Linked DNA regions of Mus musculus: regions 1, 2, 4, 5, 6 and 7 are each linked to region 3. Evidence: chromatin loops called from intact Hi-C (ENCODE). Cell type or tissue: heart. All regions are shown on one strand.

Region 1 (4,000 bases), 150 kb before region 3:
GGTGGGCTCTGCCCTTATGAGAAACCCACCACTCTGTCAGGTGTGAGACCCAGCGTTCGCCATCTCTCGATTTCTCTGCTGAGTTTCAGGAAGAAAGCGGGAAGCTTCCCAAAGCTATTGTGTGTCCTGCGTTTCCCTCTGAAGCAGGAGTCGCATGCATTACCACGCCAATTATGGCAGAAATGAACCAAAGTGCCAAGTTTCAGCAGGAAGCCATTCATCTGCAGGTGCCTGTCATTAGGGGAGCTGGGGACGCTGGACGTTTGTGGGCGCAGCCGGTTCTAACTTTGTGTTCAGAAACAAACAATGTGGGCTTCTCTCTTGCTGTCACTCATGCTAACGCTAATGCGTACGTGTCTATCTCAATGTTGTAATCTGGTATAACTATTTTAAATAAATCAGTAACACCTTCCCTCGGCAGCAGAATAGAAATGAACTTTTCCCTGTGAAAATAAAATAAGAATTTTATTTATTATTATTATTTTTATCGAGACTGGCAAAACTCTTGAAAAGCAGCCATAAAAGGTGATTGGTTGCCTCTCTTCTTTCTTTCTGTCCATTTTCTTCCATTCTTTCTTTTTGAGTATAAACAATTCACCTCTCATATCCAGCCCTGAACAGGAATTGAACAAATAAACAGAATACGGTAGGATTGCGTAGCTCTGCCTTAGAAAGCCCCATTCATGGGGCTGACGAGATGGCTGAGTGAGAAAGCATTCGGTGTGCAAGCAGGAGGACCTGGATCTCCAGCATCTGAATACAAAATTAGGCATGAGGAGGTGGAGGCAGGGGGACTCCCTGGCCGGCCAGCTTAGCTGATGTGGCAGAGAAGTACCATGGTCAGTGAGAAACTCTGTTTCAGCAATATGGAAATCGACAGAGACAGAAGACATCAACCTGTGGCCTCTACTTGTGTATACATGGGCAAGCAAATCCACATAGGCACATGTACACACATGTTCACAAACACACACCACACAGAGGTATATACGATTTAAAAATTTTCAATTTTAAGAAAGAAGCTAGAATCTAGTCTGTCAGGCTGGAGGACCTGGTTGATTATGAATGGAACAGGAGGGGTCAAGTGCCTGGAAGTTATTTTTCCTTGTGGACAGTGGTTATGCACATAGGAACGTGTGCATGTGTGTGACACATGTGCATTGTAAGGTTTTGATGTAGCATCTGCATCAATCAGCACCAAGTCAGGAATGTTTCCACCACAGGAAATCGGATCTGACATCTCAGTCTTGAGCTAGAGAGATCCCTGTCTTTTCTCACCTGCCTGGGTTCTAGAGCTTTTCTGTGCCTTGCCCGTGAATCGTGCATGAATATCTGAACATATCTTGAATGACCAGGCAGGACACTAGGGGAGTCTGTTCCACAGCCTACAATTTGATAAACAGACCCCACACAAACTGGTTATTCTAATGTAGGGGGAGTTGACCCATGCAAAACAATTCAGCATCTTCAAAGACAGAGAAGGTTGGATATGTATTTCAGCTTAGAGACCTGTCTAGAGTCCCCCAGTGAGGGGCTGGGGTGTGGCTCAGTGGTAGAACCCCTGCCTAGAATCCCCCAGTGAGGGGCTGGGGTGTGGCTCAGTGGTAGAGCCCCTGCCTAGAATCCCCCAGTGAGGGGCTAGGGGGCGTGGCTCAGTGGTAGGCCCCTGCCTAGAATCCCCCAGGGAGGGGCTGGGGGCGTGGCTCAGTGGTAGAGCCCCTGCCTAGAATCCCCCAGTGAGGGGCTGGGGGCGTGGCTCAGTGGTAGAGCCCCTGCCTAGAATCCCCCAGTGAGGGGCTGGGGCGTGGCTCAGTGGTAGAGCCCCTGCCTAGAATCCCCCAGTGAAGGACTCAGCACATAAAGGCCCTGAATTCTGTTCCCAGTGCTGCATAGGTGCATAGGAGGACTATCTTGGAACCTAGTCAGGAGCTGTGACTAGTTTTAACTTTAATGGTGGATTGTGCTTATTTGGAAAGATGGCTTTAGATCAAGCTTAGGGTATGCTTTCAAAGGCTCAAGAGACATCCTGGCATGAGTATAGGAAACATAAATCTGAATATTCGGCTGTGTTTGGAAATTGTTGAAGCTCTGTGGGAGCTCAGGACTCTTCTATCTTTGGAAGGTCATCGTTGCCACCCAAGGCTCCCCTAGGGGGCAGTATAGCACAGTGATTGTGATGGTGTGTGAGTTAGGCCAGATGGATGGGTGTGTACGTTTCTCCAGGATGGGTTGATAAGAAGATTCTCCGAGGTAATATTGACTTGGTGTCTCACCCAAGCTTACTTTGTTATCCCTAGATTCTTTCTTTGCAATGTGACCTGGAAGTTGATCTATTAGAAGTCATTAAAGGCTACCAGGGCAGAGGGGATGTTTCAGCTGGTAAAGTGCTCAGCTTGCAAGTTTGAGGACATGAGTTCAGATCCCAAGTACACACATAAGAAGGCAGGCAGTGCTACACACTCTGATGGGGATGGAGCCTAGGGCTTCCCCATGCTAGACAAGCACCCCACTAACTGAGCCGTGCCCCATAGCTCATTTAGTGTATCTCATTTCTAATGCCTCCAACGGGAGGCAATTGAGGTCCCCTGAGGTAACAGGACTCTTGTCTTTACCTGCAGGAGAAGACTGAGAGTAACTCAGGACACAGGAGCCCTGCTCAAGGGCTTAGAGCATCTATGTGAGGGCTGAGAGTGGGACAACTTCCCTTCTCTTAGCAATGCAAGTGAGCATTTCAGAGGGGACAGTCCAGTTTGCTTGTCCCAGTACGAACTTCCTGGTTTTGGAGGGCTAGTGCTGGATTCTTGGTTTTTTTTTTTTTTCATTTTTTATTAGGTATTTAGCTCATTTACATTTCCAATGCTATACCAAAAGTCACCCATACCCACCCACCCCCACTCCCATACCCACCCACTCCCCCTTTTTGGCCTTGGCGTTCCCCTGTACTGGGGCATATAAAGTTTGCAAGTCCAATGGGCCTCTCTTTCCAGTGATGGCCGACTAGGCCATCTTTTGATACATATGCAGCTAGAGTCAAGAGCTCCGGGGTACTGGTTAGTTCATAATGTTGTTCCACCTATAGGGTTGCAGATCCCTTTAGCTCCTTGGGTTCTTTCTCTAGCTCCTCCATTGGGAGCCCTGTGATCCATCCATTAGCTGACTGTGAGCATCCACTTCTGTGTTTGCTAGGCCCCGGCATAGTCTCACAAGAGACAGCTACATCTGGGTCCTTTCGATAAAATCTTGCTAGTATATGCAATGGTGTCAGCGTTTGGATGCTGATTATGGGGTGGATCCCTGGATATGGCAGTCTCTACATGGTCCATCCTTTCATCTCAATCAAATAACCCCATTAAAAAATGGGGCTCAGAACTGAACAAAGAATTCTCACCTGAGGAATACCGAATGGCAGAGAAGCACCTGAAAAAATGTTCAACATCCTTAATCATCAGGGAAATGCAAATCAAAACAACCCTGAGATTCCACCTCACACCAGTCAGAATGGCTAAGATCAAAAATTCAGGTGACAGTAGATGCTGGCGTGGATGTGGAGAAAGAGGAACACTCCTCCATTGTTGGTGGGATTGCAGGCTTGTACAACCACTCTGGAAGTCAGTCTGGAGGTTCCTCAGAAAATTGGACATAGTACTACCGGAGGATCCAGCAATACCTCTCCTGGGCATATATCCAGAAGATGCCCCAACTGGTAAGAAGGACACATGCTCCACTATGTTCATAGCAGCCTTATTTATAATAGCCAGAAGCTGGAAAGAACCCAGATGCCCCTCAACAGAGGAATGGATACAGAAAATGTGGTACATCTACACAATGGAGTACTACTCAGCTATTAAAAAGAATGAATTTATGAAATTCCTAGGCAAATGGATGGACCTGGAGGGCATCATCCTGAGTGAAGTAACCCAATCACAAAGGAACTCACACAATATGTACTCACTGATAAGTGGATATTAGCCCCAAACCTAGGATACCCAAGATATAAGAT
Region 2 (4,000 bases), 1.1 Mb after region 3:
CTGCCTCTGCCTCCCAAGTGCTGGGATTAAAGGCATGCCCGGCCTGACCATCCTTCTTAATGTTCACATAATATTCCTTGATTAACTACACCACAGTTTATTTTCTCCTTTTTTACCACTTAGATTTTTTTTCTAATTTACGCTACTATAAATAACAATGCAATTAACATCTCTATTTCTTCAGCTGGATCCAAATGTCTTATGAATTAACAGCAACTGAACAGGATTCAATTCTGTGTCATTGCTTTTCGGACAAAAACGGAATGTCCTGGTTTCCGAACAAGGAACCATCTAAATTTAGGCTTCTTGACAGAGCTGTGTGACAAGCCGAATAGCAATGACAGAGTCCCAGCAGCACTTTAGAAAAGTCTATTTAGCTTGTTTGCCCTCGTTGAGGGACAGACTAAGTCTCACGTTGCTTCATCTTAAAGTGACTTTCAAGACCGGAAAATTTACCCTTGAAGGGATGTTTTTTTTAGGTACTGTATTTTATTTTTACTTTTTATCTGTGTGTGTACACTGTGTGTGTGTGTGTGTGTGTGTGTGTTCCTGTGAGTAGGGGTGCATGCTTACCATGACACATGAGTGGAGGTCAGAGGAAAAGCTCAGCTGTCAATCATGTCCTTGCCCCTTGGTGGAGCCCAGGTCTCTTGTTTGCCCCGCTGTGTACACCAGGCTACCCTGCCCATATGTTTCCAGGAATTCTCTTGCCTTCCTTCACCTTCCATCTTGCCTTAGAAGTGCTGGGATTCCAGGTATGCACTATCATGTTGACTTTACATGAGCTCTGCCCACTGAGCCATCTTCCTGGCCTAGGGACTTCTCTCTAAGTAGCATCATTTGGACATTTGTTCCTTTACGCAGATGTCCTTGAGCCTGGCTAAGCTCAAGATCGCCCACAAATGCATCCTCCTCGATGTATTTAAATCCCAGTAATACAGTCGCCCTTGGGATGCCTGGAGCTTCAGTTCTGGGACCCTCGGCGAACATTGTGTGGATACGTAGGCCCTGTATAGATGTGATGGTGCTTGTAGAGAACCCATGTCCATCTTCCCACGCACTTGCAGTATTCTTTATATTACTTAGACTAATGCAAGGTCAAGTCTGTGTAAACGGTTGCTAGACAGCATTGTTTAGGGACTAGCAACAGCAGTAACAAAAAAATGGTTGGCTCAGACTCTGTGTGTGTGTGTGTGTGTGTGTGTGTGTGTGTGCACGCTGTGTGCCGGAGAAATAGAGACCAGAAGACAATTGTGTTGTCCAGCTCTCTTCCTTCTTATCTTCCTCTTCTTCTTCCTTCTCCTCCCCCTCCTCCTCCTCTTTTTCTTCTTCTTCCGGCCTCCCAAATGCTGGAATTAAAGGCTCTACCATAACAGTCTTAACTTATTTTTTTAAGTATGTTATTTTTTAAAACTTACAAAATAGCCAGGTGGTGGTTGTACACACCTTTAATCCCAGCACTCTGGAAACAGAGGCAGGTAGATCTCTGTGAGTTCAAGGCCAGCCTCATCTACAGTGTGAGTTCCAGGTCAGCCAGGGCTACACAGAGAACCCTTGTCTCAAAAAAACAAAAAAACTTACAAAATACACATACACACACACAGAGCCCAATGTCCATTCATGTACTTGAGGCACAAGGCACATCTAGCCACAAAGAGATCAAGTTACCTTGAGACATCATGGAGGTGAGCCAGAGGCTGCTCTGATCCCAGCCCCTCCAGCGTCCCAACTCTCCCTAAGTGGTGGCCCCACACCTTAGCCCCTGAAACTGCCCTTCACATAAATCTGGCCAAGTGTCGTCAACAGAATAAATCTCAGGCTTCTACTGCCACCTTGTGGTCACTTCTTGTCAGTTGCCCAGCCTCACGTCTCGGCCCATGCCATAGACCGTGGAATGACCTCACAAACTTAAAGAAAAGGAGGTCCAGAGAGGGTGGTGACACTCCTGGGGTCACACAGTTAGCCATGATGATGCTGCGGCTAGAATTTCACGTTCTTCAGTTCTGTGCGTCTTTGCTTTGGCTTCTCCAAGAAGCCAGGCTCAGACAGTGCCACGACTGGGCTCTCAAGTAGGAAGAAAAGAGAATGGGATAGTGTGCAACTTTAACTATTGAACTATTTGCTCCACTGGCCTGGGCAGGACAGAACAGCATCAGAAGCCACGAGTTTGCCTCTCATTCTCTCGTTCTCACTTTTGCCTGTAGCTACTTGCTCGGGAAGCCAGGGGAGCAAGCATAGGAATCCCACCGGGTCTCACCCTCTCCACTACTCCTTCCGGCCCAAAATGGCCCCAAATCGGAAGACAGATGTGAGGTTTGGATCGGAATGAGACTTATAGTGTTTTCCTACTGCCTCAACTTAGGCAAGGTGATTGCTGCCCGGAATCCATGTCTGCCTCTAAAACAATCCAAGTGACGACTGACCATCAGGAAAGAAAGATCCCAGCTGGGCAGTGGTGGCGCACGCCTTTAATCCCAGCACTCGGGAAGCAGAGACAGGCAGATTTCTGAGTTCAAGGCCAGCCTGGTCTACAGAGTGAGTTCCAGGACAGCCAGGGCTACACAGAGAAACCCTGTCTCAGAAAACCAATAAATAAATAAATAAATCCTTTAATAAAAAAAAAAAAAAGGAAAGAAAGATCCCAGGCTGGCTTGGTCCTCAGCTGACGAGGCTGTTGGGAATTGGTGGCAACTTTAGGACTTCGGGACAAACAGGATAAAGTTAGGTCATTGGAGAACATGCCCTTGAGGAGGACTGTACACACACACACACACACACACACACACACACACACACACACCTGCGCCCTTCCCTCTCTGTTGCCCAATTGCCGTGAGGCGAGCTGACTTCCTCCAGCATGTGCTCTGGCTGCCATGTACTGTGTCGCCACAGCCCAGGATAACAAGGCCAGGCAACTATGGCCTGAAGTCTCTGAAACTGTGAGTCAAAATAGACTTTTCCTCCTTGTACGTTTCTTGTTCTAGGTGTTTTAATCGCAGTGCCAGAAAGCTAACACAGCCCTAGATCTTCTGGTCTAATTACTTACAAGTTGGTCTGGGGCAAGGTTGACTAAAGTGAGGTGTGTTTGGTCAAGAACATTTAGAGTCAGGAAAAGCATTCCAGAAGGTAGCAGAACTGTAGACAGCAGCATGGCTTGGAAGTTAGAGTTAGGGTGGGATTGTGGAAGACCAAAATGGAAGCTGAAGGAGGTCTACCTACCTAATATTCCTGCCTAATTCACCTTACCTAAATGCTTTCATCAATTGTTTAATTGGAAAGTATGTATGCTGTCTTAGTTGGGTTACTTTGCTGTGGTGAAACACCATGACCAGGCTGGCGAGAAGGATGACGGATACATACATGGAGTAGAGATAGATGTTGATGATAGATGGATAGATTATAGATGATAGACTATACATTATAGATAGATGGTAGATTATAAGTAGACGGATGACAGATGAATAAATAGTAGCCAAACGATAGATATGTATAGATGATAGGTGGATAGAAAATACATAGATGACAAATTTATGGATAGATTGATTATAGAGATAAGTGATCCTTGGATAAATGATAGATAGATAGATAGATAGATAGATAGATAGATAGATAGGCAGGCTCGCTCCACATCAGCATATCCTCTCATCTATGAGAGGCCTCTCAGGTTGCTCCCGCCTCTGAGCTCCTGCCTCCTGCATCCATCCACAGCTCAGGAAAGCAGAGAGGAGATGAGAGTGCCCAGAAAGCGCTGCAGAATCTGAGCTTACTCCCCCCTTTCCCAAGGAACCCGAACCCTCCCCTTCCCTCTCAGCTTTCTTCCGATAAATGAAATTGTCTGAGTCCTTCTCCATCTCTAATCGGGTTAGGACATGTCCAATGCTCTTGACGAGCTTGTGGGCCGATCTGGGGATCAAACAAGATTACAGGGCAGCAAGCACTCAAGTCTGAAGAGGTGCATCCACCATCAGGATTATCAATAAGCTCCCATTGATCTCTTAAT
Region 3 (4,000 bases):
CTCTTCCCCACTGAGACACCTCCCTAGCCTCTTGTGATCTTCTTGCTCAATCTCCCAAGTGTTGGGATTATAGGTCTGTACTACCATACCTGGCTTCTCTCTGTATTGTTATTACTGGGGTGGGGTGGGGGCAAGACTACTTATCATCCAAGCACACTTCCAGATAGTGACTAATGGGTCCTGTAAAAGGCATACAGGCTGGCAGGGAAAAGACTTAGAGGAGGACTCTGGAGAGCCAGATTCTTGCTCTGACTTCAGCACAGCTGGTTTGCTTGTATTAAACCCTTCTGGCTTCATTTCTTCCACTATAGGATGGAGGCTGTAATAGAGCCTTACTTTCCCAGGATGATACTGGAATAGAACATTTCCCTGAGGGGTCCCCAGACCTTCTCTGTAGCAGCAATGCCTTCTATCTTGATCTCCCATAAACCGACCATACCCTGACTTCCTTTTCTCATTTGCAAGCAAGTTTGCATGAAGCTTTCTGCTAACTGCAAGCTAAATCACAGGAAAAAAAAAAGCTGTGGACATTTCTGGAGTATGCAGAAGTCAAGAAGCTGCTTAAGTCCCATTGGTGCCCTTGTCATAAGGGTATAAAGATAGATATTATAGGTAATAGGGAAAGCTGAGCTACAGGAAACTGGTGGAGCAAGGGTGTTTCTTGACAAGCACTGCCACAGGGGACCAGGGGAAGGGAGAAGGCCAGGGAGAGCGATGAGCTCTTACTGAGTGCGGATTAGGTCATTTTCTTGCAACAGACTTGTGAGATGGGAGTTAGTCCCAACTTTTTTTCCAGAAACTTAATCAGCAGTTTGCCCAAATTTCACAACTTGGAAGAGCAGCGCTAGCCCACCAGGTCAGATAAAACTGCTTCGCAGGTACATACTCAACCTCGCCCTGCCCCTGCCCCCACTCCACCCTCCATCTCTGAGCAAGGCAGGGGTGCTTAAAGGAGGAGAGGGCAAGATTTGCACCCTTGACCTTAGAGGTCACTTCACGTTTGTAAACACCAGTGACAGCAGTTTGGTGGGGGAGGTGATGCTGCCTGGACCCTCCCAGAGTCCAGTGTCCCCGCGTCGTGCCCCACCCCCTAGCACAGCAGACATTGCTCATTTATCGTTCTCTTGGCATTTACATAAGCCTGTAAGCTTGTAGAAATCCACATAGTTGGCAACAGAAATTTACAAATACCACCTTCCTCCACTCCTGCCAGAATCCACTTGTTCTCGGGGTGCCATCGCTGAGGGGACACTTCTTTTACCTAGCAACCATTGCCCATTTAGAAGCCCTGCCTCCCCCCGCACCCCCCCTCCCCCGCCCCAGAGAACAGTGAATATTTTAGATGCAGTTTTTATTCCTTTGCTTTTTCATAGCATGTGTAGGAAAGGGCAAAAGGCAGAGACTGGGTCTTCAGATAGAGCTCATAACCCACCAATTTTATCTGGGCGTCAGTTTCCCCACTTTTCCTTAACTGTTAACACAGGCAGATGTGTCAAGAGGCAGCTCAGTACAGGGACTCTGCAAACAGGAATTAGCGCTAACTCACGAGTCTCAGCCCCTTGCCTGGGGCTTTTTGTTAGCAGGGACAATCATCAATCACAAGTACTTGTAAGCTGACACAACACACTTCCTAGGGAGCCAGCCCCTGGCAGGGCACACTCGCTGTCTCTTTGGCCTTCTAGTCATATATGACCTCACTCAAACTCCATCACAAGCTCTCCGATAACTCCTAAAAACGCAAGACTGGACTGTTACCCGCCTCTCTCTCCAGTTTCCCTCTCACAAAAGTCCCAGCCTCTAGGCTCCAGCGTGCTTAGTTCACCCTATAAACTCAGCTAATGGTTACCACATGCTGCTGAGGGTCCGCGCCCATCCCGACCTCTCCACCCCTGCAGACTCCCCAGGCCCTGGGATGTCCGATCCTTGACGCTGCAGGTCCTTCCTCCAAATCCTCCCACGCACAGCGGGAAGTACCCTGTACTGTGGTCCTGCTGGCCACGCATGACCTTGGACACTTCTTCCAAAGCCATGTCCACTCCTCAGAATAGGTTGCGTCTTTGCGCCCCACGGTGCTTCTGATTGCTGGGAATTGAAAACTCGATCGCGCGCCTTTCTCCTTTGCAATGACAGCAACTTGGCTCGGAACCACCCCAGCATCAGAGTCCCTGGCTGGAAGCAGGAAGGCTCCCGGGACGCATGGAGGGGCGTGCCCACTGGCCCTCCGATCCCTAGTCCCTCGGGCTCAGTAGGGACTGCGGTGCCAGGGGGCCGCCACACCTGGTGTCGTCCCACCCGCGGGACGTGCAGCTCAGCCCCTGGGGTCTCCCGGCAAGGGAGCAGGCACCGCCCCGCCTGAGCACGCCCCGCAGACAAGCCCGCCGGGGAAGCGCGTGCCGAGACGGCGCGCCGGCTGCAATCCCCGCCGCGGGTCCCTAGGGGGCGCAGCGGGCGCGGGAAGTCGCTCTGGGCCCGGGCACGAAATTGCAAGCGGGCGGGCGCGGCGAGTTTGAAAACAAGCGAGCGCCGTGGGGGCGGGTCCCAGGCGCGAGAGCCGCCGGGCTCGGCCAATCAGATGCGGGTGGCGGGCGCGGGCGGCGCGTGCGGCCGGGCTGTGAATGGGGCGCGGCGGTCGCGGCGGCCGAGGCGAGAGCCGGCGCGCGGGCGGGCGCACTTTCTCCTCAGCGCCGGGCGGGGGCGGCGGCGGCAGAGGCGGCGGCAGAGGCGTTCTGCTCAGCTCCCCTCACAGAGCGCTGCGGGGCCGGCGCTGTGCGGCTGCGAGGAGCGGGGGCGACGTGCTGGGCATTTCCTCGCTCGCTGACAACTTCTCCTCGACCCGGCTCGCTGCTCATCGGAGCCCGGACGCCGCCCCTCGGCGCTCGCCGCTGCCTCAGCGGGTCTGCGCGCTCCCGCCCGCCCTGCCCGTCCCGCGGCGCCCGGGGGTGGCGGCTCCGCGGCATGGCCCGCGCCCGGCCCTCGGTGGCGGGCGGCGGAGTCGCGGCGCCCCCTGAGCGAGCGGGGCCCGGGCGGCCGCGGAGGAGCCGGACCGGTCACCACTGCGACCCCGAGTGCCCAGGGCTGCGCGCAGCGCCCAGGACCCCCGGGCCGGGCGCGGGCCGGCGGGCGGCAAAGTTGAGGCCGGGCCGCGGGTGGTGGGCGCTGCTGTTGCTCCAGCTGCACTTGCTGCGGGCGCTGGCGCAAGGTAGGTGCGGGCCTGACCGCCGAGACACCCCCGAGGTGGACTTTGTGGGTGCCTCCCGGGGTGGGCTTTAGGGGTGCGCAGTCCCGGGGTGGACTCCTGAAGCGCGCGCCGCCAGAGGTGACACCCCAGGGGTGGACTTTGTGGGCTCCACCTGGTCTGTATTATGAGTGGACATCTCTGAGGTGACTTTGCAAGTGGACACCTATGGGCTGGGCTTCAGGGGTGCACAATCTTGGGGTGACAACCCGCAGTGTACTTTGTGGGTGCTACCTGGGATAGACTATGTTGTGAGTGGGTATATCTGGGCTGAGTTTCAGGGCTGTGTAGTCTTAGGGTCACACCTTTGGGATGTACTATATGAGTGGAAACCCCTGAGGTGACTTTGCAAGTAATATACTTCTGGGCTGAGGTTTAGGGGTACACAATCTTGGGTGACACCTTTGGGTGAATTTTGTGGGCACCACTTGGTATGCATTATGACTGGACATCTCTGAGGTGACTTTGCAAGTGGACACCTATGAGCTGAGCTTGAGGGGTGACACCCTGTGGTATACTTTGTGGGCACCATCTGGGATGGGCTATGTTATGAGTGGATACCTTTGGACTGAGTTTCAGGGCTGCAAAGTCTTGGGGTGACACCTTTGGGGTGAACTATATTAGGGGTGGACATCACTGAGGTGACTTTGCAGGTAGATACCTCAGGGCTGAGCTATAGAGAGTTACACAGTCTTGGGGTGACACCTCTGGGGTGAACTATGGATGCATACCCCTTGGCTGGGCTGTGGAGGTGCACACTGGAGT
Region 4 (4,000 bases), 970 kb after region 3:
CTTTCCAGCTTCTGGCTATTATAAATAAGGCTGCTATGAACATAGTGGGGAAAAAAAAAAGAATCCCATTTCTATTTGTATCCAAAAGTTCCCAGGAGCCTCTGGATCTGCCCTGCACATCCTAGGGCCTCCTCTATCCCAGGGGCTGTGCAGGCTCTTACAGTTCCAGAAGCATCTCTGAATCCCAGAATACAACTCCCTTAGCAACAGCAAGGCACTGGTGTGGGTCATTCACTCAGACTGGTGAGACTCTCAGGTGAGGAATAGCAGCTGTCTGTTGTATTGCTGTGAGAAGCCCTGTCTCACAGCAGGGCACCCATGCCTGCTTCCTGACAAAGCTGTAGTTGCCTCTGGGGGGACAGAGCTGTGGGGCATAGCTAATGTGGCTGTGGCTTTGCATACCCTCCATCAGAAGCAATGAGGAGCATGCCAGGGCTCCGGGGGTCTAGGAAGCCTCTTGGCACCTGAACCAGCCTGCCAGACACAGGTCTTCCCAGGGTCTCTGCTTGGAAGCCAAAGGCGTGTTTACAAGGATAGGGTATTCTACCGGGAGCTCACTGAAGACTCACTAAAACCCACTCCAGCCTCCATCTCCTTCAGTGATCTTTCTCGTGACAACACAAAGAGGAGAAAATAATTTTACTTAATTTCAGAAAAATGCATAGACTAAGCCAGACATTGCTTTGGCTCACACCTTTTATCCCAGAAGCTGAAAGGCGGAGGCAAGAGGATGGAAATCTCAAGAGAGAGGCCAGCCTGCATTTCATGGTGAAATTGTTCTCAAAAAGCAGAAGGAAGAGAGAGAGGGAGGGAGGGAGGGAGGGAGGGAGGGAGGGAGAGCTAACTGAACACTTCTAACCCGTGCTACTGGCATATTGTACAAAATGAACTGAGACCCTCAAATCCTCAGCATCTCCGGGAGCTCAGTGGAGCTCTAGGGGCTGCAGTGGAGGATGCTTGGGGTCTCGGCACTACAGCAGAGGAAGATGCAGGCATTGGCTTGTCCCAGTAGCTTGCACTGCTGCAGACTCTAAGCCTCTCTGGACACAGTGTGAATCTATGGCAAGAGGCCACAGAGGGTGGCTCCCTCTTGGCAGCTCACACCTTGGTCTTGCAGATCAAAGGCCAGGAGCTGGGCGGTGGTGGCACACGCCTTTAATCCCAGCACTTGGGAGGCAGAGACAGGCGGATTTCTGAGTTCCAGGCTAGCCTGGTCTACAGAGTGAGTTCCAGGACAGCCAGGGCTACACAGAGAAACCCTGTCTCAAACAAACAAACAAACAAACAAACAAACAAACAAGGCCAGGAGCATCCCCAGTCCCTCATAAGTGTATGCCCTGAGGCAGGAGAGAAAGAGGACCAAAAGGAAGGCACACCTTCCAACGCTGCAGTCTGCCTGAAGCCTCCCACCCCTGAATGGAGGAGTCCAGAATGATTGACATTTACAGTGAAGCATGTGGACATAGAGACAACATTCCTTCCATATAAAGATATGTTATATTAAACGGCAGTGAACCAGCTTGAAGTCTGCATGCGTATGATCTCAGGTGGGGCCTCATTTCTCTCCCAGGCATTTCCGAGAATTTCAAAAAAGATGCCCCACCCCCTTGAGCTACATTTACCCTGTCAGGTGAAGTTCTATCAGGTGCTGCTAGGAACCCACCTGTGACCTCATTATCTTTTTTAGCAACCCTTTGAAGATAACAGCATTAAGCCCCTCCAGAATGGCATGCATGGGGATTGTAGAGATGCAGAAAGTCAATTCCTCTGGAGAAGCCCACACCTGCAGCAGCATGCTCTCGGGGTGTCTTGTCCCTCCCCCCCCCCAAGTCTTTCTCTTAATCCTAGTATTTCTGATGAATGAACAAATATCTTTTAAGGGTCTGGAGAAATGGCTCAGGTTAAAAGCATATGCTGTTTTTACTGAAGACCAACATTTAGTTCCTGGCACCAAGCAGCTCACAGCCACCTCTAACTCTCCTTCCAGAGAGTTCTGCTTCCCTCTTCTGGATTCCACAGAAACTGCATGTACACATTCACAAACACATAGACATACATGTGTGCAAATTAAAAATGAATCTTTTAATTTGTATGTGTATGGCTGTATACCATGTATGTCTGTATCCATGGACATGAAGCACCCATAGAGGTCAGAAATGGGTGTCAGAGTCCCTAGGGATTGAGTCATAGATGACTGTGAGTAGCTTTGTGGGTCCTGGCAATGGGACTCCAGTCTTCTGGAAGAGCAGCCATGTAGGAACCCTTGGCTTCAATGCAGAAAAGAATTTCAGGGGTGAGCCAGTGTACTGGCTGGTTATGTGTGTCAGTTTGACACAGGCTGGAGTTATCACTGAGAAACGAGCTTCAGGTGAGGAAATGTCTCCATGAGATCCAGCTGTAAGGCATTTTCCCAATTGTTTCTGCTGTGAAATCAAGAAGACCTAAGTCTAAACTTTACCCACATAAAAGCTGAACTGCCAGCAGGCCCATCCCGAGGCAGAGACACACAGATCCTACTGACCTGCAGGCCAGCCAGCCAAGGAGAAATGGCAGGTTTTAGATCCACCCTGTCTCAAAATAATACGGTGAACAGAAAACCAGAAGACATCTTCAACATCTTTCCTTGCCTTCCACATGTGAGCAGATGGATATGTAAACCCACACACATGCAAACACACCACACAAAAATAAATAAAACTAAAACAAACTCCAACTCTGCTTCTCACTGGCTGTCTTAGTCAGGGTTTCGGACAAAACATCATGACCAAGAAGCAAATTGGGGAAGAAAGGGTTTATTCATCTTACACTTCCATGTTGCTGCTCATCACCAAAGGAAGTCAGGCCTGGAACTCAAGCAGGTCAGGAAGCAGGAGCTGATGCAGAGGCCATGGAGGGATGCTACTTACTGGCTTGCCTCCCCTGGCTTGCTCAGCTTGCTCTCTTATAGAACCAAGACTACCAGCCCAGGGATGGCACCACCCACAAGGGGCCTTTCCCCACTTGATCACTAATTGAGAAAATGCCCCACAGCTGGATCTCATGGAGGCCTTTCCTCACCTGAAGCTCCTTTCTCTGTGATAACTCCCGTTGTGTCAAGCTGACACACAAAACCAGCCAGTACACTGGCTCACCCCCAAAATTCTTTTCTCCATTGAAGCCAAGGGTTCCTTTCCCCTCAGTGAAGGGAGCCCAATCTGTGCATTGGTTACTTTCCTGTCCTATCGCTGTGACAAAACACTGAGGCCAAGGCAACGCATAGAAGGAAGGGTTTATTAAGGCTTATGGTTCCAAAGGGATAGAATCCATCACCATGCTGGTGGGAAGGCATGACAGCAGGCGGGCATGGCAGCTGGAGCAGGAAGCTGAGTGCCACACCTAGAACCACAGGCACAGAGAGAGAGAGAGAGAGAGATACACAGAGTGAGACAGGGCCTGGAACTCTCGAAGCCTCCAACAATGCCACACCTCCTAAACCTCACCCCCAAACAGCGCCACCAACTGGGGAACAGTTGCTCAAAAAAATGTACCTATGGGGACATTTGCATTCCAACTACCATAGGTGACACAGCACCAGACTGTGACTCTTTCCACCATCATTAACATTAGCAATTATGGACTCTGTGGGGACTCTGTAGCCATCTCCCAGGGTGGGGTATAGCATAGGCCTGTCCTGAGCTTACAGGAGAATGCCAAAAACAGGTAACCCTCAGGCCACCCCCATCTTGGGTGACTAACGGGTGTATCCCTGTTTCCAGATCACCCCCCCCTTTCTCCCTCTCTCATTGGGGCTCACACTGTCCATCTGTCTCGTCCTCAGGCCTCTGACTCAGACTATGAGGAAGCCCTGCCCAAGCACTCCTTCGTCAACCACTACATGAGCGACCCCACCTACTACAACTCTTGGAAGCGGCGTCCCCCTGCCGCAGCACCACATAGGTACGAGGCGGTGGCAGGGGCAGAAGCCGGCCCACACCTGCACACGGTCATCACCACACAGAGC
Region 5 (4,000 bases), 670 kb after region 3:
CCACTTTGCTGTAACCACCTAACTGTGGCTCCTTGCACCGTGCTTGGTAAATGCTTGATTTATGACTTTCTTGAGTCTGTAACTAATAAAATCTCACACAACCACTTCCATAGTGGAGCATGGTATTTGAGGAAACCTGAATCTGTTTTCCCAGGCCATGCTCACATTCGGCACCAGAATAAAGTCTCTTATTCTCTTGTGCACTTCCACAAGGAAAATCCTGGATGTCATATCTCCAAATGTGTGGTCATGGGCATGCACACCCACACATTCACATGCATACAACACGGGGGGGCTGTAATCTAGTGCTGGGGGGATGGAAACAGGTAGATCCCAGTCTCACCAGCAATTCTCCAGTAAGAGACTTTATCAATAGAGTGGTGCTCAGCTTCTAAGAAACAGCCAAGGTTGACATCTGGCCTACACACACACACACACACACACACACACACACACAGAGAGAGAGAGAGAGAGAGAGAGAGAGAGAGAGAGAGAGACTGTTATCTCTTTGGACTTCAGTCTTTGTCCCACTCAATATTCTTTTTCAGTGTCACCTGAGGACATTCCTGTCCTTCCTGATGTCACCCTTTGAAAATGTTTATTCCTAGTGGGACCCTTATGTATTTATTCTTGCTCTTGTTGGAGCTGCTATCTGGCTACAGTGGCTATGCTGGGTACCAAAGATGCAGTGGCCTGGCTCTGTTCCTCTGCACTCGGTCTCTTACCGAGCATCTACCAACTCATCTAAGGGCTGCCCCATGGATTAAGAGACTAAGTCAAGTTTCTAAGTAAATAGATGACACCCTCTTCTTGGCAGCATGGAGAGAGGTTTGGGGCTGCCATGGTAATTTGCCACAATTGCCTTGGGATTTCCTGTAAATTCTCCATACCTACTATTCACTCAGCCTTCCCAGAAGCTGAGCACCCACCTGGCTTTAAAACTACATGAGACTCGGGATCCTAGCTGCACCTGGCATCCATGGGTTTGAATCAATCATTGCAGGGTCCAAATCTGCTAAGCAATTACTGGCCGTCCACGTTTTAACTAGGCACATACTGACCAGCTTCTCAATGTGTCTGGGCGATGACATAAACTGGGTAGGACTTTATTTTTCATTCCCCTACCTCCCAGTCTATGTGAAGAAGCTGCCCATGGGGTAGGGAGATGGCTCAGTGGGGAAAAGGATTGCAACACAAGCATGGGAAACCAAGTTCAGATCCCCAGCACTCAAGCCAAGCCTAGAGGGGTGTACCCGTAACCTTACCACTGAGGAGGATCCCTGGAGTCTGCTGGCCAGGCGGCCGAGCCCAAACTGTGAACTCCCGGTTCAGAGAGAAACTGCTTCAGAATAATAAGGTGGAAAGTGATCAAGGAAGACATGTCTGACATCACCTGTGGCCCACACATACACACACATAGGCAAGTGTACCCACATGCAACAGAGGGGATGGGAAGGAGGGAGAGAAAAAGGGAAGAGGGAGGGAGGGAGAGGAGGGAGAAAGAGAGCAATAGGAGAAAGATGAGAAGTACCTGGCTATGTTTCTGTCAGTCATGTTCTCCCCTCTTGACAGTGTTTATGGGCGTGTGTTAAGTATGCGTCTTAGGAAATCTCGTAACTGTTTTTATGCACTTAATTCTGTGTCTGTCACTACCCTTAGATTTATGGCTGGTGTGTATTTCAGACCAAAATATAAATGAGATTGTGTTGACATTTTATATCTATCTCCCTCCTTGCGTCACTGCAGACTCAGTAGAGAACTGGTTGGTCTAAATAGATAACCTTGGGTCATATCAGGAAATGTCTTGTTTTAGCAGAGTGCTCTGTTCTTGCGCTCTGGGACTGACTTTATTCATTTAAAGGAAGTCAGGGCAGACAGGAAAAGAAATATTTTTCTTCTCTTAAGATATCCTGATTTGTTTGTTCCTCTGTTGTGACACCCAAGGGTAATTCTGAAATAGTGACTTCTCACGAAAAGAGAGGAGAAAGCAGAAGGGGACATTCCTGCTCTGCTCTGAGTTCCCATTCTTCATCTCGGAAAACATCCCTGTGCCCTGGCTCCCTCCACAGTCTCGTTTGTTCTGGCCCTCTTCAAGGACAATGGCCCACCTAATTCCCAGAGATATATGGTGATGGGCGCAGGAGCAAGAGGACAAGCAGAAACAAACTAGACCCCTTGCCACCGTGTCACCCGAGTGCAAGACTTACTCTTTTCAGGAGTGGAAAGTCGGGATAATAAGCATCCAAGAGGCTGATCCTACAGTTTTCTGTAGCCTTAAGCAGCTGTCTGCCACATTGTAACAAAGAAGATTCGGCCTTACAGCACCCCCTAGAGTCAAGGAGGACAGAATCTCGACTCCATCCAAATGCCAACATGCCTTGTCCTGGGCTCAGAAAACGAGCCCCTCTTCCATTCCTGGGACCATTCTGGAAAGGATATATATATATATATATAGCTGCAGGGATTTGATTGAACATCCCAGTTGTCTTCTTACTGTTCATTGCTCAGAAATGCTTTGTAGTGGGTCGGGTAAAAACCCTCTAAGATTTTGTGACTTTGCCCTCCCCAAATATAAAATTTTTAGGAACTTGATTATCCAGCCCAGCCCAATGGTACAGGCCTGCAGTCTTAGCTCCTCAGAGGCTAAAACAGAATTGCAAATTCAGGGCCTTGCCTAGGTCATAAAGTGAGTTCAAGGCCAGCCTGAGCAATTTTTATAAGGCTCTAGGTTTGGCCTCCTAGGAATGTAATAGAAAAACAAGATAAGCCGGGCGTGGTGGTGCACACCTTTAATCCCAGCACTTGGGAGGCAGAGGCAGGCAGATTTCTGAGTTTGAGGCCAGCCTGGTCTACAAAGTGAGTTTCAGGACAGCCAGGGGGCTATACAGAAAAACCCTGTCTTGAAAAAACCAAAAAAAAAAAAAAAAGAAAAAAAAAGAAAAAAAGAAAAAGAGAAACAAGATAAGAGAAAAGCAGCAGGGGAGATAGCCCAGTGGAGAAAGTGCTTGCTATGCAAGCATGAGAACCTGAGTTCAATCCCAAATTCCCCTGTAAAAGCTGAACATGTATGGCACTTTGTATAATTCCAGCGTATTCTGGGAGGGAGGTGATCGGAGACAGGCAGATCTTCAGGGGCTCCCTGTTCAACCAGTCTAACCAAAGTGGTGAGGCCTGGGTTGAGTGAGAGATCTTATTCAATAAGTAAATAAGTTATTAATTAATTAAGTGCCAAGAATAGAGGAGAGCACCTGGCATTTATCTCTGGCGCCCACATGTGTACACACATGTGGGAAAGCACACTCATGGACACTCACAGACAACATACACACATACACACACAGAGAGACAGAGAGAGAGAGAGAGAACTAAATTAAAATCTAAAAATCAAAATAAATTGATTCTCATAAAAGGGCTCCAAGGAAATGTCTGCCAGCCTGTTGGAGTGAGCATGTGTGTGTGTGTATGTGTGTGTGTGTATGTGTGTGTGTGTGTGTGTGTGTGTAAGGTGGGGGATACACAAGAAAGGAAACTACAGCGATTGATAAAAAACTTCTTCAGCTCTGAGTACTACAGCCTGTTGGCAGTTAATTTTATGAATCACTAAATATGCAAATGAGGGGTTTTATTTGGCTCTAGATTTCTAACTTGCGGGGCTCTGGTTGGCTCATGGGGTTCCTCTCCACTACAAACGGAAACCTCAAGAATCTGACCTCCTCGAGTCCTGACCTCCTCACGTCCTGATCCCTTTGGGCCTGTTAGGCTTTTTTTGCCTGACTTGGGCAGTGGGGGATGGTATGAAATAGAAAACTACTTTATTTTACCCTTGTCCAGCAAAGTCTTCCAAATGGAGCCATCCCAGGCATGGTGGCTGGCTCTGTGGCTTCCTAAGCAAGTTTCCTCCTAACCAGACTATGAATTTCCCTTCAGCTTCAATTGCTGTAATTTCTGGCCGGTGAGCCGAACAGTGGGGCTGCAGCAAGGGAAAATAACTTCAATTTCG
Region 6 (4,000 bases), 390 kb before region 3:
TGAGAAACAGGAAAACATCGAGGTTTGGTCATGTGCTAGAGAGAGAGCCCACAGCTAGCAGTTGGTAGAGCCAGGATTCCAATGCAGACAGCCAGGCCTTCAAACCCAGACCCTTGAACATTGCCTCCAGGAAGTTGCACCAGCAAGGACCAATTAAGTTACAGTGCAGAAAACAAACAAACAAACAAAAAATAAACAAAAAATAAAAAACACAACAAAACCCCAAAGCTTTTGTCTGTCCGTCTGTCTCTTTTTGTGATGCTGGCTTGTGTACTTTCTAACTAAGGACTCTACCACTGAGCCACACCCCAGCCCCTCACTGGGGGATTCTAGGCAGGTGCTCTACCACTGAGCCACGCCCCCAGCCCATCACTGGGAGATTCTAGGCAGGGGTTCTCCCACTGAGCCACACCCCAGCCCCTCACTGGGGGATTCTAGGCAGGTGCTCTACCACTGAGCCACACCCCAGTCCCTCACTGGGGGATTCTAGGCAGGAGCTCTACCATTGAGCTACATTTCCAGTTTTCTTTCAACTTTTTAGCTTTACTAATTAATTAATGGTGTGTGTGTGTGTGTGTGTGTGTGTGTGTGTGTGTGTGTGTGTGTGTGTGTGTATGTAGGGAGGGCATGTCTATGGAAGTGAGAGTACAGCTTGTGAGAGTCGATCCTTTCTTTTGCTATTTGGGATCCAGGAGTCAAATCCAATTTGTTAGACTTAGCAGCAAGCATCTTTCATCTCACTAGCTCTTCATTTTAGTTTTCAATATTTATTTAGGGGTGGGGAGAGCACTCACAGCATGCATATGGACATCAGCAGACAGCTTTCAGGAGTTGGTCTTCTCCATCTCCCATGTAGCTTCTAGGATCTAATTTAGATCATCAGCTTGGTGGCATGTACCTTTACACACTAAGGCATCATGCCAGCCTTCGCTTTAAAGCTTTGAGTTAGGGTCTCATGTAGTGGTCTGGGGTGGCTTTGAACTCACTGTGCAGCCCAGGAAGATGTTTGTAATCCTCCTACCTTAGATGTAGCTGGAATAGTAATTAAGCCTGCACTTCCAGGTTTAGCTTCTGTGCGGTTTTCTAACAGCAAAGTTGTATTTTACTTTTTCTTTTTTCAGTCAACAGTTAACTTGCTGCTGTGCAGAATATCTGTCTACTATGAATCTCTGCCTTGAGGTTAAGGCCACATCACACACATGGTGACATCACAGGGAATCAAGTATTCCCTGGTCTCCCTGATCTCTGCCACCAACTAGTCGTAGGAACAGGTTGTACTCGAGCTCTTTCCTAGTCCCGTGAGATGGTGACAACTGGTGACGTCGAGAACGTGACACCCACTTGAGGCAGTGCCCGGAAGCATCGCTGTACACTGGGAGATGGTGAAAATCCAGGTCCTCTTGTTCAGAAGAGCTGATACTGGGTTGTTTCCATGAACCAGTGGAGTATTCTGAGAACCAGGCCTCTGGGCAGAGCTGGGGATGGAGGCCAGCAGATCCTACCCATGCTGGGGCTGCAAGTGACCTGGGCAGAGGGGACGGCCTGTTCCTGGCAATGCTGGCTGGGCACTGAGATGTTTCAGGGCCCAGGGATGAATATACCATGTGTTTGCCACTTTGATCTCTGTGGGACACATAGCAAATGGTTTCCCTTTCTCAGATGGTGACTCACTTGCCTTTGAGCCTCGTCTCCTTGTCCTTTCCAGTCCAGGCTTCTTGTCCCTTTCCTGAGGCCTGGACATTTTTGGTTTAGTTGATTCATGATCCTCCTGCCTCAGTCCCCAGAGTGCTGAGGTTACACAGTTCTGCCACCATGCCAGGCTTGAGAGTATCATCTTTCTGACAATAAAACACTGTCTGCATGTGTAGATCTGCGTTCACGTGCTCCAGAGCTCATGTGGATGTCAGAGGACAACTTTTGGGAGTTTGTTCTGTTCTTTGACCATGTATGTCTTAGGGATTAATCTCAGGTCTTCAGGCTTGGCAGGAGGAGTCTGTACTTACTGATCATCTTGCCATCCTGAAAAAGTACCTACTATGTACACACTCATTTCCCATTCTCTCTTAGGTGCACGTTCTGTCATGATGTTCTTCCAGCTATCCCTCATGCTGGGCACTCAGTAAATGCTGGAGGAATGAATGAGTAAATGAATGAATAGCCTTCTGACTGGGAGAGGATGTGGTCTCACACCTAGGCATCCTTGCCAGGTCCTCAGGCACCAGCGAAATTCCTGCTCCCCTCACTGGTGGCCCAACTTTCCCCTAGAGAACCTTGGAGGAGTTGGGGAGTCGCTGGTTGAAATTCTATTTATAACCACCAGAGGTCGCTCACGCCACACACAGAAACTGCTAAGCTCTGTTGTGTCCTGGGCACTGGGAGAAATCTTTTCTGAGTTCTGCTTGCAGCCTGCTGTTTGTTCTCATTAGCACCTACCTAGGTTTGCTCCCCCAGAACCTGACAGGTGTGACCAGCATCTTAAGCACTGGGCTAGACAGCTGTAGATGAGAACGCTACAGAGTCTACCCCCACCTCTCTCTCTGTATAAGTGGGGAACAATGAGGCTGAGACTCTCTGGCATCATCCAGCCACCACCCATCAGATTCGGCCTAGGCCTCCTGAAAGACCAGCTGCACAGGGCCATTCATCAACATCAGCAAACCTCCCAGATTGAACAGTAGTCCTCAGCTGGCTCTGGGGGAGCAAACCTGTCCCATCCCCATCTCTCCCAGGGGCCTAGTCCAGCTACTTGTGCTAGGGCTTAGCTTACAATTCAGGCTTCAAGCCTCAGGAGCCCCCTCCAGGTATTTCTCAGGCTAGGTTGTCCTATCCAGCCTCCAGCCGATATAACTGAAATCTAGAATATATTCCAACAGGGTTGGAGAGATGGCTCAGAGGTTAAGAGCACTGATTGTTCTTCCAGAAGTCCTGAGTTCAATTCCTAACAACCACATGGTGGCTCACAACCATCTGTAATGGGATCTGATGCCCTCTTCTGGTGTGTCTGAAGATAGCTACATTGTACTCATCATATATATCAAATAACTAAATAAAATAAAATAAAATAAAATAAAATAAAATATTCCAATAGCCAGGGAAAGTCCAGAACTTCCTTTTTTTCTCACACCCTGCCCTAATGAAGCAGAGTTTATCTATCTATCTATCTATCTATCTATCTATCTATCTATCTATGTTTTATTTGTGGTTATAACTAACCCTTTTGTCCATGTCTCAGCCCTCTCTTTGGCTATAAAGTCAACACCTATTCTCTGGGGATGTCCTGACGCTCCTGTTTTCCTGCACATCACAGGGCCATACCTGCCTGTGCCCAGTGTAGGCCAGGCAGGGGCACAACCTAACTTCTTATCCTTATTTTACACCACTAACTGATTGTGACTTTGGCCCTTGCAAGTCTCTGTCCACCATGAACTGACAGGTGGGACTCTGAGGCCTGGGAAGGTCTGGAGGGACATTTGTGTAAGCTCTGTAATGGCGTGCGAAGCCGGCAGAATTTAGAGACCCCCTAGCTAGTTTCACTAAACCATTTCACTGGGCAGCTGGAGAAACCGAAGCTTGGGAGCCTGAGGAGAGAGGACACTGCCCACCATTACTGTATCTATTAATACCAGGTTGAGAACTGGGTACTCTGTGACTATTAGGCCTCTCCCTCGACTGTACTGCTTGTGTGTGTGTGTGTGTGTGTGTGTGTGTATGTGTGTGTGTGTTGTAATTTATGTTTTTCATGTCTGAGTGCTCTATCTTCATGTACACCTGCATGCCAGAAAAGGGCATCAGATCCCATTACAGATGGTTGTGAGCCACCATGCACCATGTGGTTGTTGGGAACTGACTCAGGACCCCTGGAAGAGCAGGCAATGTTCTTAACTTCTGAGTTATCTCTCCAGCCCTGTATTGTTTATGTTTAAAGCCTGGCTCAGCCAGGCAGGCCTAGGACCAAAGACTGCTTTGAGAATGCTGTCTAAGCCTTTTCTGGTCCTCTGAC
Region 7 (4,000 bases), 370 kb before region 3:
ATTGGAAGAAGGGAGTCTAGCTCTTGCTCTTGCTCCTTCGCCTGCTTGCCGTGTGAGACTGAGTAACTGCTAGATCCTTGGATTTCCATTCACAGCTGCGACTGAACAATTGTAAGGAATTGGGCTGCCGACTGTAAGTTATCAATAAATTCCTTTACTAACTAGAGACTATCCGTAAGTTCTGTGACTCTAGAGAACCCTGACTAATACACTATCTATCTATTGTCTATCTATCTATCTATCTATCAATTGTCTATCTATCTATCTATCTATCTATCTATCTATCTATCTATCTATTATTTTTAAGCATGGTCTTGCTATCCAAGCCCAGGAACTCCTGGTTCTCTTGCCTCGCCCACAAAATACTTGGATAATAGGTGTGCACCACCCTACCTGGCTGTACTGTCTCTGCATGAATCCGTTCAAACACACAAAAACCTGCAGAGGTGTAGAATGAACCTGTGTTGTTCCTGGCTTCCAGCTCTATAGAATTCTAATACTTTCTATGCAGATTCTTCCTCGGTACATATATCTGCATATATGAATGGTAAGTGTGTGGGTGCACATGGACATGTGTGTGTGTGTGCATGTAGAGGCCGAAGGCTGACATTGAGAGCATCTCTGTGACCAACCTTCCTTTATCTACAGAAGCAGGGTCTCTCAATCAAACCCAGAGCTTGCTGATTGAACAGTTGCTAGCCATCTTGCTCAGGTGCTTTTCCTGTCTCCACCTCCCAAAAGCTGGATTATGTCATGCCTGCCTTGCTTTCATGTGGGCTTTCAGAGGACAAAACTCTGGTCCTCATGCTTGCGTGACAAGTGCCTTACCTATGGGCTAGATCCCCAGCTCTTTCCCTTGAGTTTTGTAACAAAATAGATTGTGACAAATGTTATGGGGGTGCCCCTCCCCATGTGTCACACCTCTGTGTTTTCTCTTTCCTTGCTGACTGAGAAAGTCACATTTGATTGGCTATTTTTCCCCATTTAATGAAGATACAAACTTGTTGTAATGTGCACACTACAGTAAAATGTGCAGTGCTATGATCTAGTTTCATAATGTTGAGCCCATTTTACAGCTGGAAACCCAGAGGCCCACTGGAACTATGTACATGGTATAATCAATCAGGAGCAGCCAGGGACTCTAGAGTCCATCTTGAGAGACCCCTCAGGGTCTATCAGTGCTCTTCCCTCCACACAGACCACCCTTGTCTTACTTAGGGTTTCTATTGACCATGACCACAGCAACTCTTCTAAAGGCAAACATGTAATTGGGGCTGGCTTACAGTTCAGTGGTCCAGTCCATTATCATCATGGCAGGAAGCATGGTAGAATGCAGGCAGACGTGGTGTTGGAGAAGGAGCTGAGAGTTCCACATCTAGACCAGCAGGTAGCAGGAAAACAGAGACACTGGGCTTGGCTTGAACTTCTGAAACCTCAAAGCCCATCCCCAGTGACACACTTCCTCCAACAAAGTCACACACCCTAATCCTTTCAAATAGTGTCACTCCCTATTAGCCTATGGCCGCCTTTTCCATCCAAACTACTACAGTAGGATTTTGAGGAATGGCTTTGGGGTAGGGTGGGGTGGCAAAGGGTGGGGAGTAGAGGGGCTGACCTACTGCTTATATTGTTTGCTCTACTCAAGCAAACTATGGGGTGACCAGACAATGCCATGTGTCTGTGGATTAGGGCATCTAGGATTGTAGAGCTCTGGGTAAGGGAATCAAGGTTCTCCTTGTGTCCCCATTTCCTGACTTCCACCTTTCTGACTGGAAGGCAGATCAGTGGTCTGAGGGGGACACTCAGCTCAGGGGAAAGCTGGCTACCACAGCATGGAGTGTTGAGGTCTCTGGAGAACAGTTAGGAGGATATCCAGGCATTCATGGTGGGACTGTGCTCACATGTGTCCCCCGACCCTCACCCCCAGATCTGACCCCTAGCACTTAACATGAATGAACATGAGTATCTACAGCCACACACACATACTAGAATACACATATGCATGTGCACCCACACCGCATGTTCATATACTCACATGTGCATACACATGCATGTGCTGGAACATGCATGTAAACACTTAACAGCCTCATATGTACACATACCTAAATAAGCACATATATATAACTAGATACACAGAGGGCACAGTGATGCCATTCCCACCACTAGAGGGTGCTAGAAGCCTTCCTAGCTTGATCACTTGCTCCTATGTGCTCGCTCCCTGTCTCTGTCTCTGTCTCTGTCTCTGTCTCTGTCTCTGTCTCTGTCTCTGTCTCTGTCTCTGTCTCTGTCTCTGTCTCTCTCCCCACCAAAAAGAAAGCAAAAGAAAAGAGAGACCTTGAAAAATGCCACATGGATGGTAGTTTCAGTCAAGTATGAAGGACTGAGACCAGACTGACAGACACAGGAATCGAACAAGTGTTTCCTCCATCAGCCACCTGAGGGTTTTCCCGACACCTGGCCCCCAAGTCAGCTCCCATCTCCAGGTCTGTGGGCACTGGGTATGCCTCCTCCCTAGTTTATGGCTCTGCTTTCCGTCTGCACCAGCAGGAGCTGCCCAGGGCGGATTTCACAAAGCACCTCCCTTGAGGGACACAGCTCATTAAGCTCAGCTCCAAACGCAGCAGAACCAAGTTCTGAAAACTTCAATGCCAGGTACGTGAGGTGGCTCCAGTACCTCTGTTGGGCTGGGTACACGGTTGGGACTGACTTTGGCCTCAGGAGAGCTGGTGTTCCCTCCTTTTGGGTGTCTTCCTCAATCCAGGGAGGGACAAATGCAGCCAAGGGGTCTGGCATTAGAGAACCAGGGCTACCCAGCTGTTCACACCGCAGCGCCCTTCATCCCGATCCATGGAAAATGCATGGCCTGTGCATTTGCTCATTTGGAGAAGCCAGGGTCTCTAGGGACAGGATGGTGTGAGCTTTTTCAGAGGTGAGTTCTGGGCTACGTATCCAAGGCTCCAGATGTGTGTGTGTGGTGTTGGAGATCAAACTTAGTGACTCATGTATGTAAAGCAAACATTCTATCCACTGAGCCACACACCCAGTTCTTCAAGGTCTGTTTACGATTTTTACTTAACTCACTTATTAGAGAGGGTCTCATAAAGTCCAGGACGTGCCTTTAAACATCTGATCCTCCCACCTCCACCCCCTGAGTGCTGGGATTTCAGACAAGCAACCATATCAACTGAGCCACACCCCCAACCCCCTGGGCTCCAGTTTTGGTTGTGGGATCTGTAGCACTAACTGTGTAGGTTGCCAAACATGCCCAGGGCCAGGGTCCCTTTGTAAGATAGCAGAAAGGATCCTGGCCCTGACTCTTTAGTTTTAGTCTAGCTGCAAGTCTCAGGTTGCCAGCAACAGGTCCTAGAGTGTTGCTTGGAAGGTTTGCAAACACCAGACGTTGGCCTTTTTCTCTGAGTGGGTTAGGCATGTTGGTCTGATCTTGGGTGCACTGACCCTGCACCCTGGCCTTGTAGAATTTGGCCACTTGATACATGCTCCTGTGTTTGCAGGGAGGACGGGTAGAGATTCAGGAGGAGTCTCCCCTGCAGTGCGAATAGTGGAGCCACAGGCAGGGTCAGCAGTGAGGCCCTGAGAATAAAGTCTCAGTGAGATGATCTAGCAGACAAAGTCGCTGGCCATCAAGCCTGACAGACATGATTTTGGTCCCTGAGAACTACATGGTGGAAAGAGAGAAGAGAGACTTTTGCAATCCGTCCTCTTGTCTCCAAGCACGCGCCATCACTCACACACACACACACACACACACACACACACACACACACACACACACACATTTTGACTGGCTTTCATGGCTCCGATTCCCAGAGATTCATTACTCAAAATTGGGTTGGTAGGTGGCTCACTTGGTAAAGTACTTGCATGACAAGCTTGGGGACCTGAGTTCAATCCCCAGAATCCACATCAACAAACCAGGGATGGTATCTTGGGCTCTCCATCCCAGGGATCCTTGGGGCTCACTAGGCAGCATGTATTCTGC

What was found. Peaks named below come from ENCODE experiments on the same cell type or tissue, not always from the same donor. Only the 100,000 strongest peaks of a DNase experiment are listed, where the experiment ranks them.
Region 1: it touches region 3 in a loop (2.8-fold over the local background); 3 of 42 quality-filtered maps call a loop at or near these places.
Region 2: it touches region 3 in a loop (12-fold over the local background); 14 of 42 quality-filtered maps call a loop at or near these places.
Region 4: a loop joins it to region 3, with 2.1 times the contacts of the local background. A loop is called at or near these places in 2 of 42 quality-filtered maps.
Region 5: it touches region 3 in a loop (2.0-fold over the local background); 2 of 42 quality-filtered maps call a loop at or near these places.
Region 6: a loop joins it to region 3, with 2.8 times the contacts of the local background. A loop is called at or near these places in 3 of 42 quality-filtered maps.
Region 7: it touches region 3 in a loop (5-fold over the local background); 4 of 42 quality-filtered maps call a loop at or near these places.

What each region holds. Positions count from the first base shown.
Region 1 is chr5:141,091,685-141,095,684 of GRCm38, forward strand. No RefSeq gene overlaps it. Among named protein-coding and RNA genes, the nearest start is that of Gm38730, 29 kb to the left of the region's middle. In heart, a CTCF peak has its summit at 2,150 (motif pointing right); no DNase peak of the experiment used is centred here; H3K27me3 peaks cover 1,486 bases.
Region 2 is chr5:142,317,660-142,321,659 of GRCm38, forward strand. No RefSeq gene overlaps it. Among named protein-coding and RNA genes, the nearest start is that of Gm30998, 44 kb to the right of the region's middle. In heart, CTCF peaks have their summits at 1,842 (motif pointing left) and 2,049; a DNase peak (open chromatin) is centred at 1,842.
Region 3 is chr5:141,238,894-141,242,893 of GRCm38, forward strand. It overlaps Sdk1 (sidekick cell adhesion molecule 1), which reads left to right and starts at 2,641. Exons shown (of 45, transcript NM_177879.5): 1 at 2,641-3,199. The coding sequence starts at 2,956. In heart, CTCF peaks have their summits at 2,425 and 2,631; DNase peaks (open chromatin) are centred at 728 and 2,488; H3K4me3 peaks cover 3,195 bases; H3K27ac peaks cover 2,346 bases; H3K27me3 peaks cover 775 bases.
Region 4 is chr5:142,208,104-142,212,103 of GRCm38, forward strand. Sdk1 (sidekick cell adhesion molecule 1) reads left to right here. Exons shown (of 45, transcript NM_177879.5): 45 at 3,818-4,000. Among named protein-coding and RNA genes, the nearest start is that of Gm52792, 75 kb to the left of the region's middle. In heart, a CTCF peak has its summit at 2,023 (motif pointing left); no DNase peak of the experiment used is centred here.
Region 5 is chr5:141,908,819-141,912,818 of GRCm38, forward strand. All of the region lies in intron 5 of Sdk1 (sidekick cell adhesion molecule 1), which reads left to right. Among named protein-coding and RNA genes, the nearest start is that of Gm52792, 220 kb to the right of the region's middle. In heart, a CTCF peak has its summit at 2,348 (motif pointing left); no DNase peak of the experiment used is centred here.
Region 6 is chr5:140,845,049-140,849,048 of GRCm38, forward strand. No RefSeq gene overlaps it. Among named protein-coding and RNA genes, the nearest start is that of Gm30804, 5.8 kb to the right of the region's middle. In heart, a CTCF peak has its summit at 2,320 (motif pointing right); no DNase peak of the experiment used is centred here.
Region 7 is chr5:140,867,075-140,871,074 of GRCm38, forward strand. It overlaps Gm30804 (a long non-coding RNA gene), which reads left to right. Exons shown (of 4, transcript XR_377172.3): 3 at 2,548-2,652. Among named protein-coding and RNA genes, the nearest start is that of Gm52831, 16 kb to the left of the region's middle. In heart, a CTCF peak has its summit at 2,149 (motif pointing right); no DNase peak of the experiment used is centred here; H3K27me3 peaks cover 482 bases.